Linked DNA regions of Homo sapiens: region 1 is linked to region 2. The links are chromatin contacts, found by Hi-C or POLR2A ChIA-PET in ENCODE. All regions are on one chromosome and are shown on one strand. The core of a region is the stretch at or near the end of the contact, and the rest is flanking DNA. Distances in the headings are between cores, read along the strand shown.

Region 1 (4,585 bases), core at 1-2,500, 230 kb before region 2:
CTGACAGCTACCGGCCTTCGGAGCTCAGTGACAAACTTTTTGGCGTCCAGGCGGATCTCGATGATGTTGTTCAGCAGCGCAAACAGTGGGGCCAGGGGGAAGGAGGCGACAAACAGGGTGACGAAGCCAAACTGGATGACTGCAGAGAGAGCCCAGTGCTAGTCAGCACCCCGTGAGCCACAGCCCATAAGGGGGGACTCCACCACCCCGTGTGCCGAGCCGCACAGGTCTGGCTGCCGCCCCACCTCCAACGAGCCCACCTGCATGGACCCCACCTGCAGATGCATTAGATGAGCTCTTGGGATGGACCCTCCATGACCCTGGGTGACCTCCAGGCCAGGAGTGGGCTGAAGGCAGAATTCCAAATTTTGCTCTGAATCTCAGTGTTTGACTCTTGAGTAACGGGAATGCTCCCTTATCTATGGCTAATCTTTTGTGAGATAGTCTCGATCTGTCACCACGCTGGAGTACAGTGGCACAACCATGGCTCACTGCAGCCTTGACCTCCCAGGCTCAATGAATCCTCCCACTTCAGCCTCCCGGGTAGCTGGGACCACAGGCATGCACCACTATGACTGCTTAATTTTTGTATTTTTTGTAGAGCTGGGATTTTGCTATGTTGCCTGGGCTGGTCTCAAACTCCTGAGCTCAAGTCATCCACCCAAAGTGCTGGGATTCCAGGCATGAGCCACCTCGCCAGCCCATGTCAAATTTTAAAAAATCATCGCCAAAAGGAAAAGGACCATCGTGAGCTCAAAGGCCCAGCCTGTGGTCATCCCCCTGCCCATGCTGGGAAGGGACGTGGCAGTGGCCCTGCTGCTTCCATCATGGGGGCTCCCTGGGACCTGGGGGACCTGCCTGCATGGCTGAATCTTCCAGAGCCCAAACTTCCCCTTGCATCAGGACTCCTGGATCCGGGTGGGGACCCACTGCCCAGGACAGTCCCTCGCCTCTGCCCCTGCGGCCCTCCCCCTGGGGATCATCCCACCCGGGAGCTGCCTCTGGGGCTTCTCTGGCTTTGGATGCTGCATCCAGCATGGGGCTAGGCTCTAGGAGAAGGTCAGGAAAAGGTTTCTGAGTGGAACTGAGCAGGAAAGCTGGTTCGGGAACTGCACAGCAGGACCCAGTCCAAGGGCGTTTGGTGCCAGGCGGTAAACAAGGAAGCCAGCAGAATGTCACCGTGTGCCTGGCGGGCTGAGTGTGGGCATTGTTAGCATGTGGGGTGGGCCGTGCGGGGTGCCCTGAGTGTGAGCACTGTTAGCAGGTAGGATGGGCCATGGCGGGGAATGGCCTGCAAGTTCTCTCCCTGGGCTGTCTTGCTAGCCCTGGCAAGGTGGGCTGAGTGGGAGGCCTCTGGTCCTGCCTGAGGCCCCTGGAGGGGATGAGGCATTGCTTATGTGGGGCGGTGTGTGCTGTGCATGAGGGCCAGGGGCTGCTGAGGCCTGAGGCTGTGGGTCACTCAGCAGGGTGGGCTTCCTCACTTCCGAGAGGCGCTGCCTACTCTGGCACTAAGGGTATGACCAGGGAGCTGGAGGCGCTGCCAGGGCTGGGGCCTGGGAGGGAGGGTGCAGGGGGGCGGGGAGGTGGGGCATTTCCAGATGAGCTTGTTCTCCCCATCTATCCACATCTGTGGCTTGAGACTTCCTGGGAGGAGCAGACTGGCAGCCCATGGGGTGGGGAGAAAGTCAGTGGGTGTGGAAATGTGCCTTGGTCAGTGGGGGCAGTGTGGGGAACGGGTGAGCCACTCCCCGTGTATGTGGGCAGGAGGCGCCTGCTCCAGAAGTCCCCTTTGTCCAAACCCGTCAGGAACTCGGGACGTGATGTCCAGCCACTAGGAAAATAAATCCAGGGAAGGGGCTGCCACTCTCGCGGCCCACTGCAGGCTGTGCTCGTGTCTTGGGCTCTATTCTCCCTAGGGTTTCCTGTGGAAGGAGCGACCCTGCAGGCAGGGGAAGCCACCTCCCAGACCCCGTCCCTCCTGGCCACATGGCCAATGCTGAGTTTAAACAGCTGGGAGCCATTTTCTGCCTACCGGCCTGACCCTGGTTCAGCTTGGACTTTATTCCAGGAGAAAACAGAGAGGAGCCACAGAACGCCACACTGAAGATTCCTCTCCTCCTGAGTCAATGGCAAGGTGCTCCTTGCACGATTGTCTGGGGAGCCAGGAGCGACATATGTGGACAATTCGGCTAACAGGAGGGGCAGACGGCAGCACTTGTGGTGAAATTAAACAGAAACGCTCCCCACCCTCTAAGGTGCCCTTACCCCCAGGCCCTTTTTAAAAATGCAGCCTGCCAGGTCTCACCTCCAGCAGACCAGGAACAAGCCTGGGAACGGGCATTTTAGAGAAGTTGACCTTGGTGGCCAGGGCACTGCATGCTGGGACCCCCCCTCTGCAGGAGTCTTCCTGACTGCCTTTGTTCATCCATTCAGTCAGCAAACACACATTGAGCACCCACTGTATACCTGGACCTGCTCTAGGGGTAGGGCTATGGGATGAGGAACAAGAGAGGGTGAGGCTGCCGTCCTACCGGGGGGAGACAGAAGAGGGATGACGGGGTGAGGCTGTCTGCTGGGGAGCAGAAACACCAAGCAGAGGAGGGGTGGGGGTCGTGGCCGTGTCGGGGAGGGGCTGCCCCTTTCAAACACAGTGATCAGGGAAGACCCCTCTGTTGGGGGACATTCTGAGTAGAGCCTGGGAGGCAGGGAGAGAGTGAGCCATGCAGGTATTTGGGAGAGGGCATTCCAGCAGGGCACATCTCGTGCAAAGGCCCTGGGGCGGCCTGAGCTCCACGGGGCTGGGGAGCAGCAAGGAGGCCAGCATGTGCAGAGTGCAGGAGGCAGGAGGGAGAGGTAAGTGACCAGGTCAGGGAGAGTCCAGAGCTGTGCGGACCACACCTGGCCTCTTCCCAGTTCTCTTTGGCCACCCCCAAAAGGTATGTGCCACCTCTCGGCATCCTCCTGGCCAGCCACGTGATTGAGGGGGGTAAGGCTCGATCCCTGGGTCTCCTTTGAGACGCCTGCTCTGTGCTGGGGGCAGCTGTCGCCAGCCCACAGGTGAGCAAGTCGTGGCTCCTGCAACTCAGGAGCTCACCACCAGGAAGGGGAGATGAGTCATGGAACCAAAGTAGGATGCTTGAAGGGCCTTGGAGCTGAGAGGAGGGACCTTGGATTGTGGGGGGTTTCAAGTAAGGACGATCTTGCAGCTTAGCAGGGCCGGGCCCTCGGCTGGTGAGGAGACTAAGGGAGGAGGAAGAGCTGCACAACCCAGGCTGTGTCGGGCTGCGCTGATGGAGACCGTGCCTGGGGACCGTGCCTGGGGACTGTGGCTGGGGACCATACCTGGGGACTGTGGCTGGGGACCATGCTTGGGGACCGTGCCTAGGGACGGTGGCTGCTTGACCTGGGCCTCTGGAACACAGGACTCCATCCAGAGCAGCCATGCTCACCGACCCAAGGGGGTGGCAGCACTAGGATCCCAGGGTCTGCATCTCTCTTCTCCCTGCCTGATGCTTATGGAGGGACGCTGGGCACCGCAGGGTTGGGGGCATCATGCCCCTGCAGCCCTTCCCCACTCCAGGTGGCATGCTGGCCTGTTTCTATCCTGATGTCACCTGCCTGCCCCGGCCATCACTCACTCATTTCCATGTACTCTGGGGTGAGGCCCGCGAAGGGCTCCAGGTTGTAATCCACCTCGTACCGCTGTTTCCTCTTCACACACTCCTCGTGGTCAGGGGGGCTCTGCTGCTTCAGCTTCAGGTAGCGGATGAGCTTCTTCATCTTCCTGAGAGATGAGACATCATGCAGTTAGGTTTGCAGGAGGGTGAATTTGGGGGCTTGGGTCTGGCACCTCTAGTGATGTGTCTTTTTTTCTTTTTGAGACAGAGTTTCACTCTTTTTGCTCAGGCTGGAGTGCAGTGGCCCTGTCTCAGCTCACTGCAACCTCTGCCTCCTTGGTTCAAGCAATTCTCTTGCCTCAGCCTCCCGAGTAGCTGGGACTATAGGCACATGCTGCCACGCCTGGCTAATTTTTTGTATTTTAAGTAGAGATGGGGTTTCACAGTGTTGCCCAGGCCGGTCTTGAACTCCTGAGCTCAGGCAATCCGCCCATCTGTGCCTCCCAAAGTACTAGGATTATAGGCATGAGCCACCGCGCCTGGCCTCCAGTGATATTTCTAAGTTTCTGCTTTAAATCCAGAATTTACTTGTTTGCCATCATTTCTTTGTCGATGATCTCTTCTGCCCTTTCCCCAAAAGGCAGGGGGCAAGTGTCATGGCTTTGCTGGCTACAGAAGGAAACGGAGGTGCAGGGAGGGCAAACGACCACTTGTGAACCACAGGAGGGCCCAGCAGGCATCAGGGACACAAGAACAGTGGAGGCTGGTCATGCCCAAGTGGACTCTTGGGGAAGGACACAGATCATGGAAAATGGCCCGACAAGTTCTTGACTCCAGAGACCCAGCAGCCACTGGGGAGGTGGGAATGGGACATGGATTTCCGAAGGGTACAAGGTAACAACGAGGCCAAGTCCCCCAGCCTCCATCTGGAAACCCTGGGGAGCCAGCATCGGGCTTGGGGGCACCTG
Region 2 (4,860 bases), core at 1,608-4,107:
GCCAGGTGGCAGCAGGCTCTGGTCCTGACCTCCAGCATGAATGCGGCCTGAGCTCTGCCATGGCCCCCCTTCGCCGGTTTTCCCTGGCTTTTGCTCTGCTTATTTTTCCAGGGTCACCACCTGTGTCTGAGCTCTGCCATGGCTCCCCCTCACTGGCTGTCCCTGGCCTTTGCTCTGCTGATTTTTCCAAGGTCACCGCCTGTGGACGGGGGTACCCTGAGCTGACGATGCTGCCCAGGCAGTGGTCCTGGGCCATGGGGCCCTGCCATGGCTTCCCCCAATGAGTCAGCCCTCCTTCGGCCGACTCCTATGCACCCCTTTGCCGTAAAGGCCTTTTGCTTTTCTGCCCGGCTCCAGACAGGCACTGTGCACTCAGCCCTGCCGTTCCCACTCAACCCTAACCACTTGGCCTGAGAAGGAGCCTCCGGCTCCTGTGTTGAGTGGGTGGGGAGGTAGCAGCCCAGCCAGGGCCTCGGTAGGCAGAGCTTGACATCCGGACAGGACCCTTGCTCTCTCCCTCCCTCCTTCCTGCTATCTGGGGTCTGCGGAGCTTCCCAGGGATTGGGTGGGCTGCTCAGGTCAGGGGTTCTTCATCAGGAAGAAGTTGCCCCCTGGGGACTTTGGCTATGTCTGGAGATACTTTTGGTTGTCACAACTTGGGTGGTACCATTGGCATGTAGTGGGGAGAGGCCGGGACAGCCCCCTACAACTAAGATGGTTCCAGCCCCAAGTGTTAGTAGTGCTAAGGGTGAGAAGCCCCACCCCCAGGGAGCCCAGCCCAGTCTCGGGCGGCTTGGTCTTGGGATTCCTGTGATTCCCCTGCACTCACATTGGCCCCTCTGGGGCTGAGAGCAGGAGTCCACTATTTTTCCATCTTTTGTAAAAATTTGCTGTGGAAAACAGTGTGGAGATTCCTTAAAGAACTAGAAGTAGAAAGACCATTTGACCCAGCAATCCCACTGCTGGGTATCTACCCAGAGGAAAAGAAGTCATTATATGAGAAAGATACCTGCACACGCATGTTTACAGCAGCACAATTCACAATTGCAAAAATGTGCAAGCAGCCCAAATGCCCGTCAATCAATGAGCGGATAAAGAAACTGTGGGATATATATACGATGGAATACTACTGAGCCATGAAAAGGAATGAAGCAATGGCATTTATAGCAACCTGGATGAGACTGGAGACTATTATTCTAAGTGAAGTAACTCAGGAATGGAAAACTAAACATCGTGTGTTCTCACTCATGAGTGGGAGCTAAGCTATGAGGATGCAAAGGCATAAGAATGATACAATGGACTTTGGGGACTCGGGGGAAAGGGTAGGAAGGGGGTGAGGGATAAAAGACTACAAGTTGGGTGCAGTGTATACTGCTTGGGTGATGGGTGCACCAAAAACTCACAAATCATCGCTAAGGAACTTACTCATGTAAGCAAACACCACCTGTTCCCCAATAACCTATGGAAATAAAAAAATTAAAAACAAAACAAAACGATACGAAGATGTATTGTTTTTACCGATCACACAACCAGGAAATAAAAACTAAAAAAACAAAAAATACCAGCATCACCTAGGACTGGTGGGAGTATAAGGGAAACAGATACTGCTCGATATTGCTTGGGCTACATAATCCTTGGAATCTAATTTGGCCACGCCTAATAAAAATAAGCACGTTTTAAAATCTCAAATCCCACTTTGGAGAAATACATATTGAAGCATTTTATGTAGTGACAAAAAACAACCTCAACATTCACAAACAGGAGAAATGATTGAATAGATTCTGGACATCCATAAACAAAAAATTTGTGGTGGGCAGTGGCTGAGCTTTAGGAATACTAAGGAGAATATAAATTGAAGCGTGCAGGAAGAGCTCATGTCAGGGGGACAGAGTCAAGACCAGGGGCAGCTGCAGCCTAGTGTGGTCCCTGCTGTCATGGGGGCGACAGGGGGCAGCTTCCTCCCACTTTGGGCAGGTTCCTAAGCAGAAGTTCCACCTGCCCAGTGGACACAGGCTTTGGGGTGGATGGAAGACAACCCAGGGAGAAGGGCCAGGTGCGTGTGCAGGCTCCGAGGAAGCACCTGCGGAGAATGGGAAAGATTTGCCCTGGAGCCCCTCAGACCAGGCACAGCCAGGGAGGGGATGGGCAGTGACCGCTCTTCTGAGTTCCCTTGTCCTTCCTTGGGTGCTCTGGGTCCCCAGCTCACATTCATCCGGCTTTTGTACTTCATTATCTCTGGGGGAAGAATGTTGGTGGCAGCCAGACCATCAACGCAAGCTTTAAACATAAGAAATGGCAAATCCTGGGGTCACTGCCCATGAAAGAGAACATTCCCCATTCTCGCACTGTGGCCGGAAATACGCCAGGGATGGCCACGCTAACGAGCCTGGGAGTCTGCCCAGCGCCCAGGCCTCGGCTATCCACGGGCTCTCCCAGAACTGAGTGACCCCTTCTCACAGCACACAGGCCAGGGGGTGTGGGTGGTGCCAGGGGAGGTGGGGAGCCACGCGCTGCCTCGGACCCTGGGCACCCAAGGGTCCGGCGAACCCCCAGAGGGCCTGGCTGGAGGATGGGCGCTTTGCAGCTGTGTCCCCTCCCTCTGCTGTGCAGCCTCTCCAAACTTGGTTCCTGCATTTCCCAAAGCGATAATATCCTAGCAACCTCTCCAAGCGGCTGAGTGCAGAGTTGTTTACGCTGGGTTGCAGGGAGTTGGGGAATGCAGCGAAGCTGGGGCTGTTCAGAACTTCCCAAAGTCCAGCCTGGGGCGGCGTGGGCTGGAAACAGACAGGCTGACGTTTTAGGGACGTGACATCTAAACTTTCAGCACACCCTGGGTGCTTGGGCCGGGGAGTCTGACTGTCTCTGCAGAGCCTGAAAATTCCCTGAGTCCATGAACACGGCTTTGAGGTTCCGCCTCCGCGGGCTCTAGGCCCTGAGAACCTCTACGGCTTTGAGCTCTGAGCTGCCACTGCCTCCCTGGGAAATGTGTGTGTTGAGGGATGCTTAAGGTAGCTCAGAAAAAGAAGCAAAAGCTCAGGAATATCCTTATGTGCAGTCTTTAAATCGGGGCCTGGCACATAGGAGGTGCTCCGTATTGGTTGAAGGAAAAGGAATGTGTGTGTTTAATAATGATGGTGATCAGAATTCTGACATGGTTCTTTTCTGTTGTTTTACTGTCATTACTATTTTGAAAAGATCCGGGGATAATGTCAAAAAAAAAAAAAAAGGAGCAAAAAAATCTGAAACCATCAGTCATCTGAAAGTCACATCCATCCTTGAAAGTTAAAATAAAGCAGAGATAGGACAGAGGCCGGGTGGAGACCAGGTCCCTAGGGAACGCCACAGCATGATGACATCACCCACCCCACCCCATGGGGGACTCTAACGTCCAATTAGCTCCATAATATATTCAGTGTTTTACATTTGTTTTTGAATAGGTAGTGCCCATGCTTGAAATTCAAAAGATATAAAAGAGCAATTTAAGGCCGGGCGCGGTGGCTCACGCCTGTAATCCCAGCACTTTGGGAGGCCGAAGCGGGCGGATCACGAGGTCAGGAGTTTGAGACCAGCCTGACCAACATGGTGAAACCCCGTCTCTACTAAAAATACAAAAATTAGCCAGGTGTGATGGCGCTTGCCTGTAATCCCAGCTGCTTGGGAGGCTGAGGCAGGAGAATCATTTCAACCTGGGAGGCAGAGGTTGCAGTGAGCCGAGATCATGCCACTGCACTCCAGGCTGGGCGACAGAGCGAGACTCTGTCTCAGAAAAAAAAAAAAAAAAGAAAAGCAATTTAATAGAAAAGGGGAACAGAAGAAGGTGACCAGGGATCTCTGAGAAGGGTACGCCTGGGTGGCCGGTCAGCAGGTGAAATGCTCATTAGTAATTAGGGGAGGCGAATTCACACGACAAAGGCATTCCATTTTGTACCAAAAAGACGGACCAAAAAGACGGCTGAAAGGTCACGAGTCTGCCTTTATCAATGCCTGACAATAGTGCTGGGAAGCACCTGGAGATCCTACCTGCAGAGCGGGGTGGAGGGATCTGGGTCCATTGGAATCACACTTTGGAAGACAAATAGGTACCACTGGGCTGTAAGTAGCCACGTGGGCTGCGACCCAGTGAGTCCCCGGAGCACGCTGTCATGGCAAGGCTGTTCTCTGCTTGTAACAGCAAAATCTTGGGATTAACCAAGTGGGAGAAGGCTGGATACACAGCCGTGGTCATGCCGTTGGGGGTACTATGCAGCCAGGACGATGAGTGAATTACTGGTGCAGCCACAACTGGAATGAATGTCGGTAACAGGGGGTTAGGTTAAACAAAGCAAAACAAAAAACTAAACAACAGAAAAAAACACTTGGTAGGCCGGGCATGGTGGTTCATGCCTGTAATCCCAGCACTTTGGGAGGCCAAGGCCGGTGGATCACCTGAAGTCAGGAGTTCGAGACCAGCCTGGCCAACATGGTGAAACCCCATCTCTACTAAAAATACAAAAATTAGCCAGGTGTGGTGACATGCACCTGTAGTCCCAGCTACTCAGGAGGCTGAGGCAGGAGAATCGCTTGAACCTGGGAGGCGGAGACTCCAGTGTGCTGAGGGTGCCACTGCACTCCAGCCTGGGCAACAGGGCAAGACTTTGTCTCAAAAGAAATAAAATAAGAAGAAAGCACATGGTATATTTCCATGTATATACAATTCAAAAGTTTGCAATTAACTTTGCTGCCTAGGGATACAGATATACATGGGGTAACTACAAATGTTTCACTACCAGGTTGAACATTTAATGGACGGTTGGAGGCCCTTGGAGCTCTTTCTTTTCTACCTGGTGTGGTGGACTGGCAACGTTTGATGGGGTCCCTGAG

Evidence for each region. Hi-C counts contacts between places; a loop is a spot of excess contacts on that map. ChIA-PET counts read pairs that join two places held with the same protein, here RNA polymerase II (POLR2A).
Region 1: a map of endodermal cell shows a loop between it and region 2 (2.8-fold over the local background). The contact joins two enhancer-like sites. A Hi-C loop is called at or near these places in 1 of 168 maps with a recorded cell type or tissue (endodermal cell). POLR2A ChIA-PET finds 5 or more read pairs at or near these places in 3 of 52 experiments (H1, PC-9 and activated T-cell).

What each region holds. Positions count from the first base shown.
Region 1 is chr11:70,166,441-70,171,025 of GRCh38, reverse strand. It overlaps ANO1 (anoctamin 1), which reads right to left. Exons shown (of 26, transcript NM_018043.7): 21 at 3,639-3,784; 22 at 1-139. Among named protein-coding and RNA genes, the nearest start is that of FADD, 35 kb to the left of the region's middle. RefSeq lists an enhancer at 1-493. Within about 2 kb of position 1,250, at least 2 of the 41 ENCODE cell types and tissues checked have a DNase peak (open chromatin) inside an H3K27ac peak, as active enhancers do.
Region 2 is chr11:69,937,633-69,942,492 of GRCh38, reverse strand. No RefSeq gene overlaps it. Among named protein-coding and RNA genes, the nearest start is that of FGF3, 120 kb to the right of the region's middle. Within about 2 kb of position 2,857, at least 19 of the 41 ENCODE cell types and tissues checked have a DNase peak (open chromatin) inside an H3K27ac peak, as active enhancers do.